Regions from separate parts of the Homo sapiens genome. Here regions 1 and 2 are each linked to region 3. The links are chromatin contacts, found by Hi-C in ENCODE. All regions are on one chromosome and are shown on one strand. Each heading gives the region's core, a stretch centred on a gene start or an enhancer-like site at or near the end of the contact. The rest is flanking DNA. Distances are from core to core; before and after follow the strand shown. Region 1 holds the start of HSBP1 (heat shock factor binding protein 1). Region 2 overlaps CDH13 (cadherin 13). Region 3 holds the start of MON1B (MON1 vesicular trafficking associated B).

The links. Hi-C counts contacts between places; a loop is a spot of excess contacts on that map. Pooled maps may share reads with other maps.
Region 1: a map of CD8-positive, alpha-beta T cell shows a loop between it and region 3 (39-fold over the local background). The contact joins the promoter of HSBP1 here to the promoter of MON1B in region 3. A Hi-C loop is called at or near these places in 2 of 168 maps with a recorded cell type or tissue (CD4-positive, alpha-beta memory T cell and CD8-positive, alpha-beta T cell) and 8 of 50 pooled maps.
Region 2: a loop to region 3 is called in a map of CD8-positive, alpha-beta T cell, with 23 times the contacts of the local background. The contact joins the enhancer-like site here to the promoter of MON1B in region 3. A Hi-C loop is called at or near these places in 2 of 168 maps with a recorded cell type or tissue (CD8-positive, alpha-beta T cell and naive thymus-derived CD4-positive, alpha-beta T cell), 1 of 37 single-sample maps with no recorded cell type and 7 of 50 pooled maps.

Annotation. Positions count from the first base shown.
Region 1 is chr16:83,806,515-83,809,993 of GRCh38, forward strand. HSBP1 (heat shock factor binding protein 1) reads left to right here and starts at 1,464. Exons shown (of 4, transcript NM_001537.4): 1 at 1,464-1,607; 2 at 2,166-2,232; 3 at 2,791-2,911. The coding sequence starts at 1,563. The coding sequence ends at 2,909. RefSeq lists an enhancer at 1,258-1,759 and silencers at 1,417-1,593, 1,611-1,900.
Region 2 is chr16:82,654,301-82,658,349 of GRCh38, forward strand. The region is part of intron 1 of CDH13 (cadherin 13); the gene reads left to right. Among named protein-coding and RNA genes, the nearest start is that of CDH13, 29 kb to the left of the region's middle. RefSeq lists enhancers at 1-379, 171-220 and silencers at 1,124-1,418, 1,353-1,402. Within about 2 kb of position 1,256, at least 14 of the 41 ENCODE cell types and tissues checked have a DNase peak (open chromatin) inside an H3K27ac peak, as active enhancers do; they include CD8-positive, alpha-beta T cell, where a contact is called at or near this core.
Region 3 is chr16:77,188,961-77,192,546 of GRCh38, forward strand. It overlaps MON1B (MON1 vesicular trafficking associated B), which reads left to right and starts at 2,230. Exons shown (of 6, transcript NM_014940.4): 1 at 2,230-2,298; 2 at 2,516-2,673. The coding sequence starts at 2,526. LOC124903725 reads right to left here and starts at 1,606. Exons shown (of 1, transcript XM_047435021.1): 1 at 948-1,606. The coding sequence starts at 1,606. The coding sequence ends at 1,262. RefSeq lists enhancers at 1,948-2,896, 2,022-2,311, 2,332-2,381.

The sequences.
Region 1 (3,479 bases), core at 214-2,713, 6.6 Mb after region 3:
GGGCAAAGGTGTGAGTGAGGGGGAAGGGGTGGTAAAGGGAGTTGAAGTCTCATGCCTCAAGGCCAACTGGATTCCGGGTTTGTTAGAGACACTGGTGGGTCTGGCAGAGGCGTTTGAACAAGAGCAACTCCATCTCGAATAGGAGCTGGGTAAACTGAGGCTGAGAACTACTGGGCTGCATTCCCAGACAGTTAAAGGATTCTAAGTCACAGGATGGGATAGGAGGTCAGCACAAGGTACAGGTCATAAAGACCTTGCTGATAAAACAGCTTGCGGTAAAGAAGCCGGCCAAAACCCACCAAAACCAAGATGGCAATAAGAGTGAACCCTGCTTGTCTTCATTGCTACACTCCCATTACCGCTATGACAGTTTACAAATGCCATGGCAACGTCAAGAAGTTACGCTATATAGTCTAAAAAGGGGAGGCATGAATCACCCACCCCTGGTTTAGCATATAATCAAGAAATAACTATAAAAATGAGCAACCAGCAGCCCTCAGGGCTCTGTCTATGGAGTAACCATTCTTTTATTCCTTCATTTTCTTAAACTTGCTTTCACTTTACAGACTCGCCCTGAATTCTTTCTTGCATGAGATCCAAGAACCCCCTCTCTTGGGGTCTGGATCAGGACCCTTTCCCGTAACAGCTCTAACACCTTACAGCCTCTCCCTAGCTAAAGTCAAACTGGAGCTGACCCCTCACATAGCACAGTCCTTAAATGAGATGTGTGAAAGTTTCCAGAACATGCCAGGCCCGCAGTCAAGGACTCTCCTATCCCCTTGCCATGAGACCCAATCCTAAAGACCACCTGTGGGGTTGGAACTTGAGGTTCCAAATCAGCAGTGCCCACCTCCTTCAACACCCAAACCCACAGTCTAACCCTGATGCCGGAAGCCTTCCCCACTCAACAGCAGGCATTGCGTGGAGTGAAAGAAGCCAGGCATGATGGACAGCTTCCTGTCTGAATCCCCTCATATGAACCTGACGGGCACAATGAACCTACTGGGCTAAACTCCAGACGCTGGCCACCTTCATAGGGTGGAGATGACAGAACAGGACAGGAGCCATGGGGCTCCCGGGGCGGGTAGGGGTGGGTCATGTTCCTTGGCTTGGGGGCAGTTACAAGGGTACAGTGGGGCTTGTTGAAGGGCAAAAGTTCTGTAAGTTCGTCCCGACAGGCCAAAGAAACCCCAGAGCCGTCTTTCGACTGACTACAGCCTGGAAGAGAGGCCAAGACCACTCCCTGCCTCTATTGCTCCATTTCTGAGTTGGTCTCACTTTCCACCCCACTGACGGCGCGCTGCGTGAGGGGCGGGGCATAGAGGGAGGGGAGGGGCTATGCGAAAGAAGGCGGGGAGAGTGGGGTGGGGCCGCTCCTTGGAACGGAAGCGCGCGGCCTCGAGGCCCTTCCGGTGCGGGAGAAACTACTACTCCCATAATGCCCCGCGGTCCCGCGAGCTGCCAGTCTCGTCGCGAGAAGCAGCGGCCCGGGGCGACTGAGCGGACAAACGGAAGTGTAGGTTACGGTCTGAGACATCACCGCCAAGCTGGGCATCGGGGAGATGGCCGAGACTGACCCCAAGACCGTGCAGGACCTCACCTCGGTGGTAAGGGACGGCTGTGAGGGCCGGAGGCCGCGGCCTTCCCGGGCGGCGCCGGGCCAAGCCCTGCTGGACAGAGGCGCGCCCACCGCGGCCGCGCGTGGCGTCTGCCGAGGCCCCGTTTCTGGAAGCGTCTCTGGCCGAGGCTCCCGGCCACCTTGACCCCCGGGGCGCTCGGTGCGGGCCAGTCTCCCCGCGGGCGCCCCCAAGCCCGACCCCTTCCAGTAGCCCCATTCATCTGTCGCGAACGCCCTCCGGGTCCCTCCCGCCTACCTCTGACACCCTCCCCGCCCTTCAACTCCTCACACACCCCCGGGTGCCCCAGCCCGGCAGAAACAACCTAAAGACCCTGAGCTTTGAGTCGCAGCGGCCTCCCCAGCCCAGCAGTCTAATTGGACAGGTTGGAAAACGGAAGCCCAGAGAAGGAAGATCTTGCTGAAGGCCGCACAGCTGTCCAGAGGCAGAAATGGGGCTGGAACCCCGGGACCAGGGCTTGCGTCCTGATCCCAGGAAGTTGTCTCAGGATCGATGTGGACCGTGTTTGTTTGTTTCGGTTTTTCTTAGGTGCAGACACTCCTGCAGCAGATGCAAGATAAATTTCAGACCATGTCTGACCAGATCATTGGGAGAAATATCCTTTTTATCTGCAGTCGGCCTCCTGTGGGCCTTTGGAGCCTATTTGCCGGGCAGTGGTGGGGATAAATGAGTAGTTTTCAGGCTAGCTTCAGCCATTCACTTGTAGAATTTGAGCTTGGATTGTACTGTGTTTCTGAGAAGGACTGCGCCGAGAGCTAGGGGCAAAGCTGAGTTAGACTCCTGGCTCAAGGAGCATACGTCTACCAATCCTAATAGCTGGTGTGGTGGACCATGCACTGTGAACTAAGCGCTTTTGTGTGTGTCTTTTGATGCTCAGCATGACCTTATGAGTGGGTTGTAGTGTTATCATCTTTAGCAAATGAATAAATTGAGGTTTAGGGGTTCCATCACTAGTAAGGGTCAGGGCTGGAATCCGATGCGGGGTAGCCATGCCCCACAGTCCTGTACTCTTACCCACCAGCGTGTAACAGTGTCGAAAGAAAATTGGAAGACCAGTTTCCCTAAAGTCGTTGTGTTTAAGGCTGTAGTCTGCAGGGACGGGAGGAAAAAGGCTCAATGAGATGTTGGCACGCGTTGTCTTTAACTTCAGCACTTGATGATATGAGTAGTCGCATTGATGATCTGGAAAAGAATATCGCGGACCTCATGACACAGGCTGGGGTGGAAGAACTGGAAAGTGAAAACAAGATACCTGCCACGCAAAAGAGTTGAAGGTGAGGAAGGGGGCAATTTTTTTTTTCTTTTCTTTTCTTTTTTTTTTTTTTTTTTTTTTTGACACGGAGTTTTGCTCTTGTTGCCCAGGCTGGAGTGCAATGGCACGATCTCGGCTCCCTGCAACCTTTGCCCTCCTGGGTTCAAACGATTGTCCTGCCTCAGCCTCCCGAGTAGCTGGGATTACAGGCTTGTGCCACCACACCCAGCCAATTTTGTATTTTTAGTAGAGACGGGGTTTCTCCATGTTGGTCATGCTGGTCTCGAATTCTGACCTTGAGTGATTTGCCCGCCTCAGCCTCTCAAAGTGCTGGGATTACAGGTGTGAGCCGCCGTGCCCGGTCTTTTTTTTTATTTTGTCTTAAAAGAATAGAGAGAACCTGTAAGTATAATTTGTATGTAGTCAGACATTCTGTAGATCAGTTCCCAGCCATGATCCCAGCAAGCATCACTGTATTGTTTACCTGCTGTGGACTTGATGTTTTGAAATTTTTCATGCCAAACTCATTCTTTACACCGAATTTATTTTCCCAGTTTTTATTAATTAGACTTCTGTCACTATTAGTGAAG
Region 2 (4,049 bases), core at 6-2,505, 5.5 Mb after region 3:
GTTTCCCAACTCTCATAGCATCAGCTTTAGGGCATCCCCAAATCTCTTGCAGAAGAGATGGTTCTTTCCCCTTGAGTTGTTTTGAGCCAAGCATATAACATTGTGTGAATGTTTGAAAACTTCTCTTGGTTCTCAGAATGCAATTCTGACAGTGCTGAAGGCTGCCAATTAAATGAAGATTTAGATAAAGGCTGTGTGGGAGGTGGAATGCAATATTCTTAAACCTAATAATGGCTTCCTTCTGTCTTTTTGAAGCTCTCAAATAATCCTGATTGACTGACTCTCTGCTTTGGGCATTCCCATTTTCTGGACAATTTAATACCATTTAAAATGTTTGACAACTTTTATTTGGGGGCAGACATCCTTAGGGGATGGGGCCGTGGGCAAAGATACAAATGCTGTACCATCAAAGGAACCATGGATTTAAATAAGGATTTTTTTTTTTTTCATATTCAGAAGAGGTGGGTACAGAAAGGATGAGGGCAGCTTCTCAGGTTATAGTATTAACCACGTGAAGCAGCTAACAAAGGTATGTGCCTGGCCTTGTGCTAAAGGCTTTCCTCGTATCAGTTCTTTCATCCCTCCCAACACTACTGAGGTAGATGGAGTGACTAGATCCATTATACAGGCAAAGTAGCTGAGGCCCACAGCCATAGCAAATAAACTGTGGAGCTGGTGGTCCCAGATTTCATGCTTTTAGTCATTCTCTTGGCTCTGGGGTACAGGTAAGCTTCCAGAACTGGAGGATGGAGTCCAAAAGAAACTCAAGATAATTTCCCTGCCTTTCCCATTGTATCAGGGGATTCATCTGTTCATACATTCATTCATTTTCCCAACACATTTACTGAATGCCCGCAAGCACCAGGAAAATAGCAATGGGCACAACCAGGTTCCTATCTTCATGGAGCTATTGCTTTATTGGCAGAGGCAAACAGTAAAGAAAATTCATTAGTAATCAGTGTTGCAATCAATGAGCCGGTCAATCAAGCACCATAAAAGGGTAAAGTGTGACGAAGGTGCTCCTTGTGATAGGGGTTGGGGGTGAGGGGAGGTGTCCTGGAGAGGAGACATTTCAACTGAGATCTCTCTGAAGTAGATGAGATGGCCATGTGGATCTCAAAAGGAAAGTGTATGCCAGGAAGAGCAAAAAGCAAGTGCAAAGTCCTAAAGCAGGAAATAGTGAGGCTACCGCAGTGTCGGGTCCAAGAGTAGGAGATGAGATCAGGGAGGCAGATTAGGCTGCAGGGAGGGTGTGCGTGTGATGCTGAGAGTGATGGGAAACCACTGGTGGGGTTGGGGGAGGGCAAGGCAGTGACATCATTTGTTTTTATGTGCAGCAGAGGAAGCCAAAGCAATTCAGAAGAAGCCTACAGAAGCTTACCTCCTCCACAGGCTATTTTTTTCTTGTTTACATTTGTTAATTTTACATATATATTAACTCAGTCCTCACAACCACCAAATGAAATAGGCATTGCCCTTATTATCATTCTTTCCCATTTTAACAATGGGGAAACTGAAGCTTAGAGTAGGCAAGGTCGCCCAGATAGGAAGCAATGCCTTCGGGTCATGGCTCACTACTCAAGTGCCTGAAATTTCAGCTAGCCTTTAGTGGGCACCTGCTATGTGCCAGGATCTGTATGAGGTTTGGCACCACCTAGACAGCCCCTTGAACCAGTGGCATGTCTCAGGACAGTGTGAGAGACAGAAACTTCAGCTGAGAGTTACCGTGCAAGGCAGAAAATGCTGGTCTAGCAAAAGGAACTCTGATTTCGATTTGGAAGTACAGAGAAAGAGCATCTGCCTTGGACAGAGTTATCAGTGAAAAGATGACATATGAGCTGAGACTGAAAATCATGTTGAAGATAGTCAAACAAAAGCTGGCAGTGTGGGAGTGGGGGCTTCAAGCAGAGAATCAGTGGTTCAAAGGCACAGGGTAGAAGGAGAATGGCAGCTGGCTCAGTGTGGCTGGAGAAAGAGGCTGGAGTGCACCTGGTTGCATTTGAATGGTGTGCGTGTGTGTGTGTGTGTGTGTGTGTTAATGATGGTGATGAGATGAGGGGCTAGAGAGGAAGACAGGTTGGCACCTGGTAGCATTTTTTAAAAAGCAAGTAAACCTTATTTTTTAGAGCAGGTTTAAGTTCACAGCAAAATTTGGTGGAAGGTACAGAAGTTTCCCAAGTACCTCCTATCCCCACAAATGCACAGCCTTGTCCCACTATCAACATCCCACATCAGAATGGTACATTTGTTACAGTCAATGACTCTACATTGACACATCATTATCACTCAAAGTTCACAGTTTACATGAGGGTTCACTCTTGGTGCTGTACGGTGTATGGTGGATACATGACAAATGTGTAAATTCATGTATCCACCATTATGATATCACACAGAATAGTTGTACAGCCCTAAAATACTTGCTCTGCCTATTTGCCTACCCACTCCCTTCTCCCTAACCCCTGGCAATCCACCGATCTTTCTTCTATTTCCATAGCTTTGCCTTTCCCAGAATGTCATATGGTTGGAATAATATAGTATGTAGCCTTTTCAAATTAGCTTCCTTCACTTGGTAACATGCATTGAAGTTTCCTCCATGTTTTCTTATGGTTTGGTAGCTCTTTTTTTTTTTTTTTTTTAGCATTGAATAATATTTCATTGTCTGGATGTATCACAGTTTATCCATTGACCTACTTAAGGATATCTTGGTTGCTTCTAAGTTTTGGTGATTACAAATAAAGCTGCTATAAACATTTGTGTTTCCTCATATAGATCTTGTATATATACAGTAGTTCCCCAGTTTTCATGGGGAATAAGTTCCCAGACACCCAATGGATGCCTGAAACTATGGATTGTACCAAGCCCTACATACATTATGTTTTTTTCCTGTACATACCTGTGATAAAGTTTAATTTATAAATGAGGCACAGTAAGAGATGAACAACAATTGCTCCATAAAATGGAACAATTATGACAATATGTTGTAATAAAAGTTACATGCATGTGGGCTGTCTCTCTCAAAATCTGTTGTAGCGCACTCACCCTTCTCTTTTAATCTGTCAGTCTGATAACCAAGATGGTTACTGAGTGACTAATGGATGATGGGTAAGATAGACAGGATGGATACACTGAAGAAAATGATAATTCACATTCCCGGCAGGATGGAGTGGGATGACAGAAGATTTCATCATGCAACTCAGAACAGCATGTAATTTAAAACTTATGAATTATTTTTGGAATTTTTCTATTTAATATTTTCAGACTGTGATTGACCACAGTTGAGTAAAACTGTAGAAAGCAAACCTTGGAGAAAGAGAGACTACTGTATTTTGTACATTTCATGTACACAGTTTGCTAGATTTATATGTAAATATTCCAATTTGGGGAGGGTAATGTAAATTGTATTGTGTTTTAAATTCCTGATTTCATTCATTCATTGCTGGTACATAGGAAAGTGATTGGCTTTTTTACATTAACCTCGTATCTTGTAATCTTGGCATAATTACTTATTCTTGGAGTTTGTCAATTTTTTTGGATTTCTTACATAGATAATCATTTTATCTGCAAACTAAGTTTTGTTTCTTACTTTCCAATCACTATACCTTTGTTTTCTTTTCTTATCTTACTGCATTAGCTAGGACTTCCAGGACGATGTTGAAAAACAATGGTAAGAGGGCACATCCTTGCCTTGCTACTGATCTTATCAGGAAAGCTAGTTTCCTACCATGAAGTGTGATGTTAGTTGTAGGCTTTTTGTAGTTGTTCTTTATTAAGTTGAAGAAGTTTCTGTCTGTTACTAGTTTGTTGAGAGTTATTATGAGTATTGATTTTGCCAAGTGCTTTTTCTGCATCTATTGATATGTGCATGTGATATCTATTGATATGTGCATATGAGCCTCCTGGTCATCATCCCAGGCTTAGCTCACAAAAGTTGTGAGCAGGGAGGCCACCAGGAATGTGGGGCAGGTATTATGCTTCCCATTTTACAGAAAGTAATGCCAGAAGAAAACAGTGCACAGTTACTGCTGGTTCCCAATAGTTGATTTGACTCC
Region 3 (3,586 bases), core at 980-3,479:
ACAATCTTTAAAGTTCACAGAGCACATCAGCAAGAATTTTTAAAAGGAGCCTAATTGTGATATGGTTTTGTTGAAATACAAGGCAGGTGTAAAAGGAAAATAAATCTCAGGACTCCAAAATTACTAAGCCAAAGGTAAAAGTCAAGCTGGGAACTGCATCAGGCAAACCTGCCTCCCAGTTTATCCCTAAATAAGATATTTACAAAGATAAAGCTACATACTTCCCTCATAATTTGCCCTCTAGGGATTCCTTGTGGGCTGCAAGATCTTTACCCTAAAACGGTTCTGTTGAATTTTACCCTGACAACGTAAATTGATAGTTTATCTTCACAGGTGCGAGACAAAGGAGCGAACCCCAAGTCATCCCTCTGCTCACCTGAAACAAATGCATATCTGATTGCTTCCTCTGAGGTAAAAATGCAGATTGACAAAGCTAGATGAAGGCGTAACTATTCCTCTACTCCCCTGATAAGGTTTGGATCTATGTTCCCACCGAAATCTGATGTCGAATGGTAATCCCCATTATTGAAGGTGGGGTCTGGTGGGAGTTGATCGGATCTTGGGGGTGAATCCTTCATGAATGGTTTAGCATCATCCTCTTGGTGACAGTGACTGAGGGAGTTATTGCGAGATCTGGTTGTTTAAAGTGTGTAGCCCTGGGCTGGGCATGATGGCTCACTCCTGTAATCCCAGCAATTTGGGAAGCTGAGGCGGGTGAATCACCTGAGGTCGGGAGTTCAAGACCAGCCTGGCCAACATGGCGAAACCCCATGTCTACTAAAAATACAAAAATTAGCCGGACGTGGTGGCGGGCACCTGTAATCCCAGCTACTCCAGAGGCTGAGGCAGGAGAATTGCTTGAACCCGGGAGACGGAGGCTGCAATGAGTCAATAACATTTTGCCATTGCACTCCAGCCTGGGTAACACAGCGAGATTAATAAATAAGTTTGCTTATGAGATGTTATTTTATTGTACTTTTTTACATGTTTATTATATATTATATACTTCTAAATGTATTAGGTAAATATATTTTGTATGCACATAAATTTATCCATTGTTTCTGTTATATAAATTTAATATTTATTACTTATCGATTACCTATTGTATATAAAGCACATGATGCTACACTGGTATTTGGAATTCATTACCCTAACTATACTGTAATTAAAATAATTATCCTAACTAGTACCAAAGGCTTCCCCTTAGCAATCACTCGAAGTGTGCCAGCACCTCCACTCACTTCACGTCAAGCGATTCCCATCATTGTTTCACTGATGGAGAAACCAAGGCCCAGGGCACTTGGGGCAAGGCGTTCAGGGGGCTTTCGGTCCGGAAGCAGCGTCGGGGCGGGAATTCGAACCCTGGGTTCCCACACTGGCCCGTGGCAGGGCCCCCAAGCCTTTTCCCAAACTGATCACAGAAAGTGACGACCCGTTCGCCCGGCGGACCGGGGGCGTCGGGCAGGTCCTGGTCCAAGTGAGTGCCCGCCCCTGCCCTGGGCTGGCAGAGTTCTTCCCCCAGCTGCAGGTAGACGTGGGAACCCGGCAGGGTACGGAGCTGCTGGCGCGGCACGCTGATTAGAAGCGGCGACTGCCCGTCAAGCATTCGCGCCTCTCCCCTCCCTTGACTTTCTTGGCAGGGTTAAGGGATAAGAGAAAGTGGAGTTGCCTCAGTTCTGGGAGAGCCCGTTTGTGGGTCCGGCACAGGTATCCATCGGGACTGACGCTGCAAAAGTCCTCTTGTGAAACAAGGAATAGGCTCGAGTCTTCGATTGGGTCGAGGGAGACGTCAATCAATGGATGGGCGTGTGCAAACGCAACACAACGCACAGTATTGGTTAGGATTTGGCGGGGGGAGTAGACAGCGGGGAAATGAGGCGGCTCATCTCGATTGGCCCAGAAAGAAGACGGTCGCGCCCTATGTACTCCGGGATTGGCTAGAGCGAGCCGCGTCCCCCCTCACGCCAACCACTGGTAAGCGAAGTGGGCCTCGCTCTCCCGGGTTAGCAGCCGTAGCCAGATCCGTTGAAAGGAGTGCAGAGAGGTCTCATTGCGCTCCCGAACAGACCTGACGTAGATCCGAAGTGGCCCGCGCCATCTCAACTATGAGGGGACACCCGTAGGCGGCGGGAGAGGGACGCCGCGAGGAGCCAATAAAGCTCCGCAACCGGAAGTGTCTTCTGGGAGGGGTCGTACCCGGAAGTGTGGCACCTCCCGGGCCGCACCCGGAAGTGTGATGCCACCGCCGCTACGGGGAAGTAATGGTATCCGGCCAATTGAGATTCGGAGTTAAAACAGGTGTTTGTATATCTCTATTTCCTGAGGCCCAGTAGAGTCTCCTCTTTTCGGAAAGTGTTGGAGGGGGGACGTATTTGGGCATGATTTTGGATGTCTCGTCCTATTGAAATCCGTGGGGAAATGAGCAGTAGGAGTGTGTCCAAGGGGGCCTGACTCTATAAAGGCTTTTCAGAAGTTTCTTTCACCGCCCGTCACCCTCGATTCCCCTCCCACTCAGGGATGTGCAGATGGAGGTCGGAGGAGACACTGCTGCCCCGGCCCCCGGGGGCGCGGAGGACTTGGAGGACACGCAGTTCCCCAGTGAGGAAGCTAGAGAAGGTGGAGGGGTTCACGCGGTCCCGCCGGATCCCGAAGACGAGGGCCTGGAGGAAACAGGTATGACTCCACTTAGTGGGGTCTTAAAAGGAATCCTTAGGGGTTGTCATTGTTGGACGGGGGAAGGGTCAGTGGGTGACCAGTAGGGAGTCTTGGGACTTAAGAGAAGTGGCTTAAACCATCGCCGGGTCAGGAGGAGGTCACTGTGGACACATGGTGTAGTTTACATCATTGAGGAAGTCATTGGCTGTCAACGGATGTTCACTGGGGGTTTGGTGTGAGTTTAGGTCATTGAGGAATCAAAAAGGGGGCTGTTAGGACCAAAGAGGGTCACTGAGGATTTAGAGTGTTTAGATCAAAGAATGCGCTGAAGAAAGTCAATAGACTCAACAGAGGAGGACTGTTGAGAAGTTAGTGTTTTTGAGGAGTAGGGTGTTATTTATTAAATAATAGAAGTGGGAAGGGGAATCAGTGGAGTTCGATGGGCACTCAGAGTATTTACATCATTGAAGTCACTTGTAGACTGTTGGGGAAGTCTTTAAGGGACCAAATGTTAGTGGATGTGTAAAGTTGTTCATTTGAGATTTAATGGAAGTCACTGAGAAGTCTGTGCCATTGATCACTTTGGAATTAGTGGATGTAAATGGAGTCATTGGGAAGGATCAGTGGACCTCACTGAGAATAAATGTGGATGGGGAGGTTGAGGACTTGGGAATTAATAGCAGGTAAGAGCAGTTATTAGGAGGGAGTAAAGATATTTGGGGACATGGGAGTGTCAGTGAATGTCAGTGACAGAATATGCAATTATTGGGATTTTATGGGAAAATTATTGAGACATAGTTGCACATGGATAATAATGGTTGTCATTGGGGGATGAATGGAAATCAATGGGAATAAATGGATGTGTCAGTAGGGGCTGTTGAAGTTGTGGGTTTTAGTGAATGTTAATGATGGTCATGGGTAGGGGCAATGG